Linked DNA regions of Homo sapiens: region 2 is linked to region 1. A link is an interaction called in ENCODE POLR2A ChIA-PET data of the cell type or tissue named here. Cell type or tissue: HepG2. All regions are shown on one strand. Each heading gives the region's core, and the rest is flanking DNA. Links, peaks and the distances in the headings are about the cores only.

Region 1 (8,111 bases), core at 1-5,000:
ATCTCACTGTCCTCCTCTAATACCTCCGTGCACCATAACAGTATCCTTTATTCATCAGTCCTTTTATACCCTCAACACAACTGAATCTAGAACACAACACAAAAGTCACACATAAGCTACATTTTAATTTTTCTATTTTGATAAAACTTTATCATATTCTATTTTACTCTCCCTGTAATTATCAAGTATTCGCGGAGCCAGAATAGAAAGTTTAATTTGGAAATTAAAAATGCCCAGATTCTAACCTTAGTTATACTCTTCGGTGATATCTACCCAATATATTTGACAAAGTTAGGAACTTACAGTATAATATTAGGTAGATTTAAAGGCTTTCATAGTACAAAGTCATGCAACAATCAAAATGTTCATAAAGGGTGGTACCTATATATGTAAATTCATGAGTTCTCAAAAGAAATTGAAGAATTTTTTTTTCTTCACCAGCTCAGTTACAACTATCTTCCTGGGAATGCACTGAAGGTGAAGGCTAAGTTGGTTGACACAGCAAGAATCCGTCTCAAAATAAATAAATAAGCAAAACTTTCAAATTCTCTATACACTCAGGTGAGAAACTGAGAATTACTATCTGAATTATAAAATAAGAGAATGACACAGTAACACATAAATTTATGCATGGACACTTATTAAAGGCCAAACTGTAGTGCACAGAAAGAATGTCATGCTATTCACACCAAATTTCACAGAACCTAACGGTGCAATACTTCAAAGGTCTTCTGGCCAACCTGTCCACGGCAGTAGCAATACATGTGACCAACTGTTTCAATCCTTTTGATGGCAACACATCAATCTAGCCATGTAAATGTTAAAGAGTGATTGGAAAACCACCCCTCCTTAAAAAATGTTACCCTATTGAGCAAATTTTTTCAATTTCTTTACTGGTAGATTAAAATTTCACACTGCTAGATAAAAAGTTTGGAATCTAGGAGTGAACATCATTCAGATAACCTTTACGCCTTTATAAGACAGGACAGGCTGGGCACAGTGGCTCACACCTCTAATCCCAGCACTTTGGGAGGTCGAGGCAGGCGGATCACCTGAGGTCAGGAGTTCAAGACCAGCCTGGCCAACATGGTGAAACCCTGTCTCTACTAAAAATACAAAAATTAGCCAGGCGTGGTGGAGGGCACCTCCCAGCTATACGGGAGACTGAGGCAGGAGAATTGCTTGAACCCGGGAGGTAGAGGTTGCAGTGAGCCAAGATCACGATACTGCACTCCAGCCTGGGCAACAAGAGTGAGACTCCGTCTCTAAAAAAAATTGTATTTTTAGTAGAGACAGGGTTTCACCACGCTGGCCAGGCTGGTCTGGAACTGCTGACCTCAGGCGATCCACCCGCCTCAGCCTCCCAAAGTGCTGGGATTACAGGTGTGAGCCACCACACCCAGCCAGGACAAATTTCTTAAAGTTTTGATTTAATTTCAAGACCTACATATAAACTTTTAAAGGACTGGAAAAAAAATAATCAAAGGTATTGTTCCTTTTCTCCTCTGATCCCCAGGCCTGTCTGCATGCCTCACAGAAGAGAAACAATGGTGAGTTTTACAGCTTTCTTAGTGTGATACTGCCATCTTTACAGAAAGCAAGGGTTTCTGCTCATTAACAAAATTGAAACCTTACTCTCCTGTTTCTAGCCTGTTAGATGAAAGGCAGGGGCACCAGCTCAGTTACAACTATCCTCCTGGGAATGCACTGAAGGTGAAGGCTAAGCTGGTTGAACTGCAATATTTGCCTTCGAATTCATGGAGGAAAAATGGCAGCCCTCATACCACTGATGTTTCTAAAAAATATCTGGCCTAAGCTGGGTGCTGTGGCTCACACCTGTAATCTCAGCACTTTGGGAGGCCAAGGCAGGCAGATCACGAGGTCAGGAGATCGAGACCATCCTGGCTAACACGGTAAAACCCTGTCTCTATTAAAAATACAAAAAAAATTAGCCAGGCATGGTGGCGGGCACCTGTAGTCTCAGCCACTCGGGAGGCTGAGGCAGGAGAATGGCGTGAACCCGGGAGGCAGAGCTTGCAGTGAGCCGAGATCGTGCCACTGCACTCCAGCCTGGATGACAGAGCAAGACTCTGTCAAAAAAAAAAAAAAAGAAGAAAAAATTTAGTCAAGAGTTACAAGGGGCCGAGCACAGTGGCTCACGCCTGTAATCCCATCACTCTGGGAGGCCAAGGCAGGCGGATCACAAGGTCAGGAGTTCGAGACCAGCCTGGCCAACACAGTGAAACCCCATGTCTACTAAAAATACAAAAATTAGCTGGGCATGGTGGCAGGCGCCTGTAATCCCAGCTACTGGGGAGGCTGACACAGGAGAATCGTTTGAACCCGGGAGGCGGAGGTTGCAGTGAGCCGAGATCATGCCATTGCACTCCAGCCCCCAGACTCTCAAAAAAAAAAAAAAAAAAAAAAAAAGAGTTGTGAGCAAAGCTCAACTTGTGTAAACACATAATGATTAAAAATAATACAGTGCTTTACAGTTTATAAAGTAACCTTTACATGCATTATCTTATTTGACTGACAAAGAAACCTAGCGAAATAGATAAAGCAGTTACTGATTCTCATTTCTAAGCTGAGGAAACTAAGGCTCAGAGACTTCAAGTGACTCAACCAAGGTCACACAGATGGTAAATGGCAGAACCAAGGCTCCAACCCTTGTTCTGTTCCCAGAACATAACAGAAGGGGCATTTCTAAATTTATGCTGCATTTTCTAAACCCATAGGAGTATTTATTCAGCAAATATTTTAAAATATTTTTTAGGTGACAGGCACCATGCTAGGCAATGGAAATACAATAGTAAAAAGACACAGCAAGGCTGGGTGTAGTGGTTCACACCTGTAATCCCAACACCTTAGGAGGCCAAGGCAGGAGGACTACTTGAGGCCAGGAGTTCAAGACCTGCCTGGGCAACACAGGGAGACCCCATCTCTACAAAAAATTTAAAAATTAGGCTTGGTGGTGTGTACCTGTGGTCTCAACAACTCAGGAGGCTGAGGCAGGACTGCTTGAGCTCAGGAGTTCAAGGTTACACTAAACTATGACTGTGCCATTGCATTCCAATCTGGGCAACAGAGCAAGGCTGTGTTTCAAAAGAAAAAAAAAAGGCCAGGAGCAGTGGCTCACGCCTGTAATCCCAACACTTTGGGAGGCCAAAGCAGATGGATAGCTGAGGCCAGGAGTCTGAGACCAGCCTGGCCAACATGGCAAAACTCTGACTCTGCTAAAAACACAAAAACTAGCCAGGTGTGGTGGCATGTGCCTATAATCCCAGCTACTCAGGAAGCTGAGGCGGGAGGATCACTTGAACCCGGGAGGCGGTGGCTCACGCCTGTAATCCTAGGACTTTGGGAGGCCGAGTCAGGCGGATCACAAGGTCAAGAGATCAAGACCAGCCTGGCCAACGTGGTGAAACCCCGTTTCTACTAAAAATACAAAAATTAGCTGGGCGCGGTGGCATGCTTGTAGTCCCAGCTACTCAGGAGGCTGCGGCAGGAGAATCACTTGAACCTGGGAGGCGGAGGTTGCAGTGAGCCAAGACTGCACCATTGCACTCCAGCCTGGGTGACAGAGCGAGACTCTATCCCAAAAAATAAATAAATAAAAATAAACTTAATAAAAATTATGAGGGCAAAGAAGAAAATGTATCTAACTCTCTTTGGGCAAGTCAGGGAAGGTTTCCCAGAAGAAGTGGCATTCTTTATGAGATTCAGAAGCTACCTGTAATTAAAAAGAACTGTATTTCAAAAATTAGCTGGGCAAAGTGGCACAGGCCTATAGACCCAGCTACTGAGGAGGCTGAGGTAAGAGGATCACTTGAACTCAGGAGGTGGAGGTTGCAGTGAGCCGAGATCGTGCCACTGTGCTCCATGGAGCCTGGGCAACAGAGCCAGAACTTGTCTATATAAAAAAAAAAAAAAAAAAAAGAAAAGAAAAACCACTGTATTTGCTCACACATTAACTATAAGGTACAGAAGTAGGGCTGGATAGGAAGGCAAACACCAACAACATAAAGGGCCTTGAATACCACTCAAAGTTTACATTTTAATCTTTTAATAACTGGAAACTACTAAATACTTTTAAGATGAGGAAAGTAGAATAATCAGTAAGTGTTAGACTATTTTGAAGGCACGATGATAGAGAGTTTACAAGAGAATAAGACAGCCGGGTGCGGTGGCTCACGCCTGTAATCCCAGTACTTTGGGAGGCCCAGGTGGGCGGATCACTTGAGGTCAGGAGTTTGAGACCAGCCTGGGGCAACATGGTGAAACCTCGTCTCCACTAAAAATACAAAAATTATCTGGGTGTAGTGGCAGACACCTGTAATCCCAGCTACTCAGGAGGCTGAAGCAGAACAATCACTTGAACCCAGGAGGTGGAGGTTGCAGTAAGCTAAGATTGCACCACTGCACTCCAGTGACAGAGTGAGACTCCACCTCAAGAAAAAAAAAAAAAAAAGAAAAAGAGAGTAAGACTATAAACAGATGTGTAAGCGATCAAGGCAATATCCCAAAATAAGAGCTGTTGAATGAGAACAGCAATGGAGACACAGAAGAAGCTAGATTCAGAAATATTTAGAAAGTAATAGGTAAGACAGAAGTGACAATGATGCTCACATTTCTGGTTTAGATGACTCAATGAATCACAGGGAAGAAATGATGTTGGAAATGTTGAGTTTGAGTACCAACTTGATACAAAGGTATAGATACGTCTAGCTCACAGTAGACAACCGGAAACAAAGGGCTGGAGTTTAGGAGAGAAATGATAATATATTGAATATATATGAAGTTTTTTTCAATAATCAAGTGTATTTTACCATTTTAACGGGAAGGCAATAATTTCATCATTATTTGCATTATGCTTTAAAGTTCACAAAACATTTTATGCTTGTATTTCATACTTTTGTTACATACAAACATGAGATTAGTATGACAGGTTATTTTTATTCCTATTGGATCAACAAACTTTTATTTGTTTATTTATTTATTTTTGAGAGAGAGTCTCACTCTGTTGACCAGGCTAGAGCACAGTGGCACAATCTCGGCTCACTGCAACCTCTGCCTCCCGGGTTCAAGCTATTCTCTGCCTCAGCCCCCCGAGTAGCTGGGATTACAGGCGCCCACCACCATGTCTGGCTAATTTTTGTATTATTAGTAGAGATGGGGTTTCACCATTTTGGCCAGGCGGGTCTTGAACTCCTGACCTCGTGATCTACCCCCCTCGGCCTCCCAAAGTACTAGGAATACAGGTGTGAGCCCCCGCACCCGGCCTATTTTTTTTTGAAACTGAGTCACACGCTGTCACCCAGGCTGGAGTGCAATGGCACGATCTCAGCTCACTGCAACCTCCACCTCCTGGGTTCAAGCAATTCTCTGCCTCAGCCTCCCGAGTAGCTGGGATTACAGGCAACTGCCACCATGTCTGGCTAATTTTTGTATTTTTAGTAGAGATGGGGTTTCACCATCTCGGCCAGGCTGGTCTTGAACTCCTGACCTCATGATACACCCGCCTCGGCCTCCCAAAGTGCTGGGATTTCAGGTGTGAGCCACCATGCCCCACATATCTTTTTTTTTTTTTGAAACTGAGTCTCACGCTATCACCCAGGCTGGAGTGCAATGGTGCAATCTCGACTCACTGCAACCTCCACCTCCCAGGTTCAAGCTATTCTCCTGCCTCGGCCTCTCAAGTAGCTGGGATTACAGGTGCCCACTGCCACGCCCAGCTAATTTTTGTATTTTTAGTAGACACGGGGTTTCACCATGTTGGCTAGGCTGGTCTCGAACTCCTGACCTCATGTGATCCGCCCGCCTCAGCCTCCCAAAGTGCTGGGATTACAGGCATGAGCCACCAACCCCGGCCAACAAACATTTATTATTAACTACATGCCAGGCACTGTACTAGGCACTAAACAAATTACCAAAACAAATCCATGCCTTCTAAGACCTACATCATAGAAAGAGAACCAATAGGCAATAAATGTAACAAATAAATATATTATAAAAGTGTTAAGTCCTATGAAAAAGAAAATAGAGCAGGCAAGGATAAGCATGAGGGATGGGAACTGACAATACAATTTTAAAGAAAGGAAGGATAAGACTTCATTAAAAAGGTGACATTTAAGCAAAGACGTTAAGGAGGTGAGGCAATCAGCCATTCTCTGTGGGGAAACCTAGCTGTTTTCCCACTAGAAGGAATCACTTGGTCTTAGGAACCTGCCAAGGTTCTAAGATAGAGTGTGACTGATCAGCATTCAAGGAGCAAGTCAGTGTGGCTGGAATGGAGAGAGCAAGAGGGAAGATGACAGCCGATCAAAAATGGAAGAGGTTGGGGAGGGCAAACCATGTAAAGCCTTAAAGGCTATTGCAAGGACTGGCATTACTCTGTCTGCAAGAAATGAGAATTCAAAAATTAGTAGCATTACCCAAAATCAGTTAGCTAATAAATCACAAAGCTAGAATTCAACCCAGGACTTCAAGGCTCTCCACAACCTGTGTTCCACTAGTCCAATCTGCCACATATTAGTTCATCCCCTCTCTTTCAGCAAGTTTGAGTTTAAATACTCTAAAAATGCTAACATTATAAAAATCCTCTGGGCAAGAGATGCACAAGTCTTTCAGTTAACATTTGCAATCCTTCACAATTATAATGAGAATTTATTAATCCTGGTGTCTAATCTAAATCCTACTAACATTCCAGCATGTATTTTTAAAGATTATAAATTCCACCCTCCCTTGAAATGAGACAAGCCGAAGAAAGCTTTGATCAAAAGATTTAAAGTACGACTCTCAGCTTTAGGTAACAGTAACCTGAATTATTTTTTTAAATGGATACTAAGGCCGGGCACAATGGCTCCATGCCTGTAATCCCAGCACTTTGGGAGGCTGAGGTGGGCAGATCACCTGAGGTCAGGAGTTCGAGACCAGCCTGGCCAACATGGTGAAACCGTCTCTACTAAAAATACAAAAATTAGCCAGGCATGGTGACAGGTGACTGTAATCCCAGCTACTTGGGAGGTTGAGGCAGGAGAATCACTTGAACCCAGGAGGCAGAGGTTGCACTGAGCTGAGATCACACCACTGCACTCCAGCCTGGGCAACAAGAGCAAAACTCCATCTCAAAAAATATAAAATAAAATAAAATAAAATGGAACTAGCCAGGTGTGAAAAACAGTAAGAGAATGGCTCAGGAATATGGAATTGCTATAATTTCCCTTAATTTCTTTAGCAGTTTACTAGTTATTATTAATAACAAGTTCACACATTGTCAAAGATGCTTCTGCAGTTACTATGATTCTTTGAGGTCTGGATCTGACCACTTCATATCTCAAAAGTAACGAATGATGTGTTCTTAGTAATCTGCTGCTTTTTGTACTATAACCCAAAACTGTTGATAGTTTCTTGCCAGCTGATGGCAACCTAGGTAAATGGCAAAGGTAAGGGGGATTTTGTGAGAGACAGCAAACATTACCAAGCCACCATCTAAATACCTCAGACAGGTTAAAAGCCCTAATGACCCTGGGACACTCCCTTCTTACTGGATGAATTCAAGCTATACAGGAATATTTCATATATCCACAAGGGAGAAGGTAAAAGATGGAACATGAGGAGGGGTCTGTTTCAAATCAGACCTATTCTTCAGAAGCTTTCATCACTGCTACACAAAGAAAGGAGGTTGCTGCTTCAAGGATTCTGGAGCCACCAAAATCCCCAAACAGGACCTACAGAAAAAGCTTCACAGAGACTACTGAGGATAAACCAAATAATATGGCTAATAGAAGATACACCACAAAATCCAGTCATTGTAACATAAACTGAACTTCCTTATATATCTTTTCCTAGGCTTAGCCAAAAGCAGGAGAACTGCAACTCTATGTGGTATTGTCTGATAGACTGGATTTTTTCCCCAAGCAAGAGGTGGACAGCTTTATGCCAGGACTAGATTTACAGTCAATCTGGGTGTGTGTCTTTACTTTTTCTTTCCCTCCAAACTACCTCAGAAAATGTCTGGCTATTGTGCCTTGATATGTAATAATGCAGGGCTTTAAGTACTGCAAAGGTCTGGAAAAGAAAGTCCCTCAGTCCCAGTTATGGCTCAAATC
Region 2 (6,177 bases), core at 1-5,000, 140 kb before region 1:
GTGCCGCCAGAGGTGGAGGAGCCGCCGCCCCTCTGTCACCTGGAGCAACTGTGGCGCTGCTCCTCCCCGCTGGCCCAGAGTTTCTGTGGCTCTGGTTCGGGCTGGCCAAGGCCGGCCTGCGCACTGCCTTTGTGCCCACCGCCCTGCGCCGGGGCCCCCTGCTGCACTGCCTCCGCAGCTGCGGCGCGCGCGCGCTGGTGCTGGCGCCAGGTAAGGCTGGAGCTCCGAACTGACTAAGGCGGGGCCAGCCACAGAAGGGGGCGTGTCGGAGACCACAGAAAGGCTTGGTCTCATCCCTGGGCCTGGGAAGAAGCCGACTATCCCTTGGGGTTCGAAAGTGGGTGGAGATAGGAGTCTCCGGGTTTGAGAAGGGATGAGGCTGAATCTTTGGTGCCCCAAGGATCCCCAAGGAGTCGAGTTCCAGGCCTCAGACCCAAGATGGAATGTCCATACCCTTCACCCTCATCCAAGAGCAGTGTGGGCTGGGATAGGGAGGGGACATGGGTCATAGGCTCTTCTAGGTAGAGCCAGGGCCCCGGCGTTGTGCTTTCCCACCCTTCTAGAGTTTCTGGAGTCCCTGGAGCCGGACCTGCCCGCCCTGAGAGCCATGGGGCTCCACCTGTGGGCTGCAGGCCCAGGAACCCACCCTGCTGGAATTAGCGATTTGCTGGCTGAAGTGTCCGCTGAAGTGGATGGGCCAGTGCCAGGATACCTCTCTTCCCCCCAGAGCATAACAGACACGTGCCTGTACATCTTCACCTCTGGCACCACGGGTGAGGGCCGGGCACCATACTTAGCTCCCCGAAACCAAGGCAGAGGAAGGCAGGGGTCTGCTCCCAGACCACTCCTTCAAAGCCCCCAGAGAGGATGCTGATTTCATTGGCACATCCTTTTTCTCCCCATCATTTCACTCCCCAGTCTCCTCACCTCCTACTCATTTCTCCACCTCCCCCAGACCACCCATATTTCCAGGACAGCCTGGTCTCGGTCCTCAGCTTCTGTCCTGCCTCCGCCTCTTTCTGTGGGAAACCCAGCGGGGGTGCAAACAGATAGGTAGAGCTTGGAGTTTGCCCTTCCCCTGATCGTCCCATAACTGCCACCCCACAGGCCTCCCCAAGGCTGCTCGGATCAGTCATCTGAAGATCCTGCAATGCCAGGGCTTCTATCAGCTGTGTGGTGTCCACCAGGAAGATGTGATCTACCTCGCCCTCCCACTCTACCACATGTCCGGTTCCCTGCTGGGCATCGTGGGCTGCATGGGCATTGGTCAGTCTCCCCAACCCCACCTTCATTAATTCATCCAGTAGACATTTATTAAGCACGTACTATGGTGTGAGTCCTCCAGGGTAGATAATCTAGAGGACGGATGGGGCAGAGCCCTACTCACCAGGAGCTCTGTACAATAGGGCAATGTCACCTGCCTAGACCTACAGACTGAGGAACGGTGAGGGGGGCCATACAGCCACATAACTCCAGGCTGCAGGGTCAAAGGCAGGGAAGGACTGTGTCAGTCCAGGAACAGGCAAGTAAGAGAAGAGGGAGAGAGAGACAAGGAAGTGAGAGTGTGGAGGATGAGATCTTTGGGGCTGGGAAGTAGGGAAAGGGCATTCACCTCTTCTAAGGCTGGGGACAGGGGCCGGGGGAGGGGAAAGAGGGCCAGCACGGCTTCCTGACGGTGTGACTCCCACAGTGGGCCCTTCCCAGGGAAAGACTACAGTGATGGCTGGGGTCTGGAAAGAGGGGCTTGGGCTCCCCACTCTGCTCCTAATCTTACCTCCCTTCTTCCCCCCTGCCCACTTCTGGCAGGGGCCACAGTGGTGCTGAAATCCAAGTTCTCGGCTGGTCAGTTCTGGGAAGATTGCCAGCAGCACAGGGTGACGGTGTTCCAGTACATTGGGGAGCTGTGCCGATACCTTGTCAACCAGCCCCCGGTGCGTGGGCACAGATCCTGGGCAGAGCTGCTGACACAGGGCTAGCTCACGGGGAGCAGGACAGTTGACAGGAGACAGGGAGTTGGAGGGAGAAGCAGCAAGAAGAAAATGGCAGTGTAAGATAAGGAGCCAGAGATGGCCTAGGCCATCTGATGCTTACGGCCTCTGAAGGAGGTCACAGTAGGAGGGGGTTCTGGGGAATGGGGAACAGGAATTCACTTCCGGGAGCGGGCATCTTGATGCTGAAGCTCCGGCCCCTCTCCCACTCATCTCAGAGCAAGGCAGAACGTGGCCATAAGGTCCGGCTGGCAGTGGGCAGCGGGCTGCGCCCAGATACCTGGGAGCGTTTTGTGCGGCGCTTCGGGCCCCTGCAGGTGCTGGAGACATATGGACTGACAGAGGGCAACGTGGCCACCATCAACTACACAGGACAGCGGGGCGCTGTGGGGCGTGCTTCCTGGCTTTACAAGGTGAGGGGCAGAGAGGAAACTGAAAACCCGTGGAACAGCAGAGGGCTGGCAGGAGAGGGGGCTCATGTGACTGCAATGATCCAGTACCCAGGTCTCCCTTTCCCCAGCATATCTTCCCCTTCTCCTTGATTCGCTATGATGTCACCACAGGAGAGCCAATTCGGGACCCCCAGGGGCACTGTATGGCCACATCTCCAGGTTGGTGGTGTTCTGGTGGGGTGGGCGGGGTGCTGAAGCTGGCACAGGAGGACTGGAATTGGAGACTGGGGTGGATGGGGGCAGAAGGCTCTGGGAAAGGTGACACCACTCCTGACCCTGGTGACTCTGCCAGGTGAGCCAGGGCTGCTGGTGGCCCCGGTAAGCCAGCAGTCCCCATTCCTGGGCTATGCTGGCGGGCCAGAGCTGGCCCAGGGGAAGTTGCTAAAGGATGTCTTCCGGCCTGGGGATGTTTTCTTCAACACTGGGGACCTGCTGGTCTGCGATGACCAAGGTTTTCTCCGCTTCCATGATCGTACTGGAGACACCTTCAGGTATCTGTCCATAACTGGTTTTTCATCCTGGACATCTGATCTCTGTGATCCAAAGCTTCTGAACCTCAACTCTCTAATCTGCCACCTCAACCTGGGTCCTAAGCTAATCTCTCATTCTCAGATCTCACCATTTCATCCCTGTGACACTGACCTCTGACCTCATCTCCCCACCAAGCCCATAAGGCCCTGACCCCTGACTCCCAGTTTCAGATCTCTGCTCTCTGACAGGTGGAAGGGGGAGAATGTGGCCACAACCGAGGTGGCAGAGGTCTTCGAGGCCCTAGATTTTCTTCAGGAGGTGAACGTCTATGGAGTCACTGTGCCAGGTGCCTAGGCATGGAAGGTGGGGGAGGCACCCAGCCACCACCCCGAATTGGTAGTACTTGGGCGCAGGGAGCACGAGGCCTTCGTGGTGGTCAGCCATGGAGGGGCTTACTCTGTCTCCCACACCCACCAGGGCATGAAGGCAGGGCTGGAATGGCAGCCCTAGTTCTGCGTCCCCCCCACGCTTTGGACCTTATGCAGCTCTACACCCACGTGTCTGAGAACTTGCCACCTTATGCCCGGCCCCGATTCCTCAGGCTCCAGGTAACCGGCCACTTCCCCCGCCGGCCCCTCACCCCATATATCCTCACCCCACATATCCACCCCGTGTATCAACTTAGGAGTTTGATGGCTCCCAAACTCCACAAAGGGACCCCCAACGTAATACACTCCGTGAAGAGAAAAAACACGGAGACACAAGCTCTTCACCCCACTTCTTTCCTTATCCCTGCCTTCTTCTGGCCTGGCTCTTTCTCCTCCCTGTCACCTCCTCCCCTAAACCTTGACCTCACACTCCCTTTCCCAAGACTTGCTCCTTAACAAAATTCAGGCAACTCCCCTGAACCACGTGGGCAGAGTCCCCTTCCCTCCAAATCCCTGACCCTCCTGTCCCCAGGAGTCTTTGGCCACCACAGAGACCTTCAAACAGCAGAAAGTTCGGATGGCAAATGAGGGCTTCGACCCCAGCACCCTGTCTGACCCACTGTACGTTCTGGACCAGGCTGTAGGTGCCTACCTGCCCCTCACAACTGCCCGGTACAGCGCCCTCCTGGCAGGAAACCTTCGAATCTGAGAACTTCCACACCTGAGGCACCTGAGAGAGGAACTCTGTGGGGTGGGGGCCGTTGCAGGTGTACTGGGCTGTCAGGGATCTTTTCTATACCAGAACTGCGGTCACTATTTTGTAATAAATGTGGCTGGAGCTGATCCAGCTGTCTCTGACCTACAGTATCTGTCATTATCTCTCTGTGGAACTGCTTTTTCCTTGAGAGTTTTCTCCTGGCGTGGAGCCACAGGCCCCACATTCCTGCCCTGACTGGCTGTGGGCCAGAGCCCCGTATCTGGACCTTGGTGTTTTCCTCTCAGGAGACCCTGTGTGACCTTCGTCCTTGGAGAACCTCTGGTGACTGATGTTTGTCTGTGCTCCTGTGTAGCTCGCCCCAGTTTTACTCTCCGAGTGCCAGGCTCCCACTGCTCTGTCTTGGGAACTGGAGGACCCGAGGGGTCGGCTCAAAGGGCAGAGGTGGACAGAAGCACACAGAAATGCCACCTCCGGCAGCCAGCCCAAACTGCTCCCCCAGAATCAGGTGTGGCCGGGCCTGGGGAAGAGTCTTAACCAGCCCAAACAAGTGTTTGACTGTGGGGGAAAGGATGCTCAAGATATCCCTCTGCCTCGCAGCTGTCTCTGAGAAGCCAATCTTTGAGGGGGAAGAGTGGGGTGCCCCTGCCTCCAGATGTTCCTACTCCTACCTGGTGACTGTCAGACATTCCCAGAAGGAGCAGTCCCCAGGGGGGACCCTCCGGTACTGCAGGAGAGTTTGACGGAAGCCCCTCCATGGAGTGAGGCTCAGAGTGCATGTGGTGGCAGGAGGGATGGTGGGAATCAAAAGGACAAAGGCCTCTCGATCCCCAAATGAGGTGTCCAGAAAGTTCATCATCTAAAAGCTTGAAATGATGAAGCTCCTGCTTCTCCTAGGAACTACAGTCCCCCTCTGTTTTGAGCTGTGGGTCCTTGAAATTTTATGCTACTTTGCCTTTCCCCTTCTAGCCCCTCTCCCCAACATGAGAGGTCAGGGGACATGCCCTACTGGCACACTTGGGTCTCTATTGCGGGCCCTCCTGTTCCAAAACTTTACAACTTGCCCCCTTCCACCAGCAAGCCCGGTGCAGCCTCACTGACAGACTAGGTAAGGCACACGCTAAGGTGCAGGGGAAAACTTCATGCGTAGACCAATAAATGTGGAACTTAACTCATTCTGTGCACCTCTCCAATCTGCCCCAGGAGGAGTACAATAGTTTGGGTGTGCCTGGGGGTAGGGCGGGTAGGCAGCCTGTGTTGGCTGGCAGTGGGGCACCTCCTGCAGCTGCTCTCCCACACCTTAACTCAGCCCAGATTTCCCAGACCTGCGAGCTGAGTGGCCACCTCCCCCATCGTAGAACCTCACACCAAGCTTTTTTTTTTTCTGGAGACGGAGTCTCGCCCTGTAGCCCAGGCTGGAGTGCAATGGTGCAATCTCGGCTCACTGCAACCTCTACCTCCCAGGTTCAAGCAATTCTCCTGCCTCAGCCTCCCGAGTAGCTGGGATTGCAGGCACACGCCACCACATCCGGCTAATTTTTTTTTCTATCTTTAGTAGAGACCGGGTTTCACCATGTTGGCCAGGCTGGTCTCGAACTCCTGACCTCGTGATCTGCCCGCCTCAGCCTCTCAAAGTACTGGGATTACAGGTGCCCGGCCTATTTTTGCTTTTTAAAGTGTAGCTACTAGAATATTTAGAATTACATGTGGCTCAGGTTATATTTCTTTTTTTTTTTTTTTTTTTTTTTTTTTTGGAGATGGAGTCTCGCTGTGTCGCCCAGGCTGGAGTGCAGTGGTGCGATCTCTGCTCACTGCAAGCTCCACCTCCCGGGTTCACGCCATTCTCCTGCCTCAGCCTCCTGAGTAGCTGGGACTACAGGCGCCCGCCACAACGCCCGGCTAATTTTTTGTATTTTTAGTATAGACGGGGTTTCATCGTGTTAGCCAGGATGGTCTCAATCTCCTGACCTCGTTATCTTCCCGCCTCGGCTTCCCAAAGTGCTGGGATTACAGGCGTGAGCCACCGCGCCCGGCCGGCTCAGGTTATATTTCTACTGAATAGTGCTGGCCTAAATCCTGACCCCACACTTCACTCTGCAAACCCACAAATGCCAAGTGTAACA

Evidence for each region. ChIA-PET counts read pairs that join two places held together with the same protein. Peaks named below come from ENCODE experiments on the same cell type or tissue, not always from the same donor. Only the 100,000 strongest peaks of a DNase experiment are listed, where the experiment ranks them.
Region 2: POLR2A ChIA-PET joins it to region 1 with 6 read pairs; 15 of 35 experiments call an interaction of 5 or more read pairs at or near these places.

What each region holds. Positions count from the first base shown.
Region 1 is chr1:153,911,823-153,919,933 of GRCh38, forward strand. All of the region lies in intron 1 of GATAD2B (GATA zinc finger domain containing 2B), which reads right to left. Among named protein-coding and RNA genes, the nearest start is that of GATAD2B, 7.1 kb to the right of the region's middle. RefSeq lists a silencer at 2,891-3,185. In HepG2, for the core only: no CTCF peak of the experiment used is centred there; a DNase peak (open chromatin) is centred at 3,059.
Region 2 is chr1:153,775,955-153,782,131 of GRCh38, forward strand. SLC27A3 (solute carrier family 27 member 3) reads left to right here. Exons shown (of 10, transcript NM_024330.4): 1 at 1-210; 2 at 564-773; 3 at 1,108-1,266; 4 at 1,807-1,931; 5 at 2,207-2,401; 6 at 2,509-2,599; 7 at 2,733-2,931; 8 at 3,160-3,257; 9 at 3,389-3,519; 10 at 3,872-4,203. The coding sequence ends at 4,048. Among named protein-coding and RNA genes, the nearest start is that of SLC27A3, 3.6 kb to the left of the region's middle. RefSeq lists an enhancer at 1-520 and a silencer at 1-80. In HepG2, for the core only: a CTCF peak has its summit at 150 (motif pointing left); a DNase peak (open chromatin) is centred at 222; H3K4me3 peaks cover 606 bases.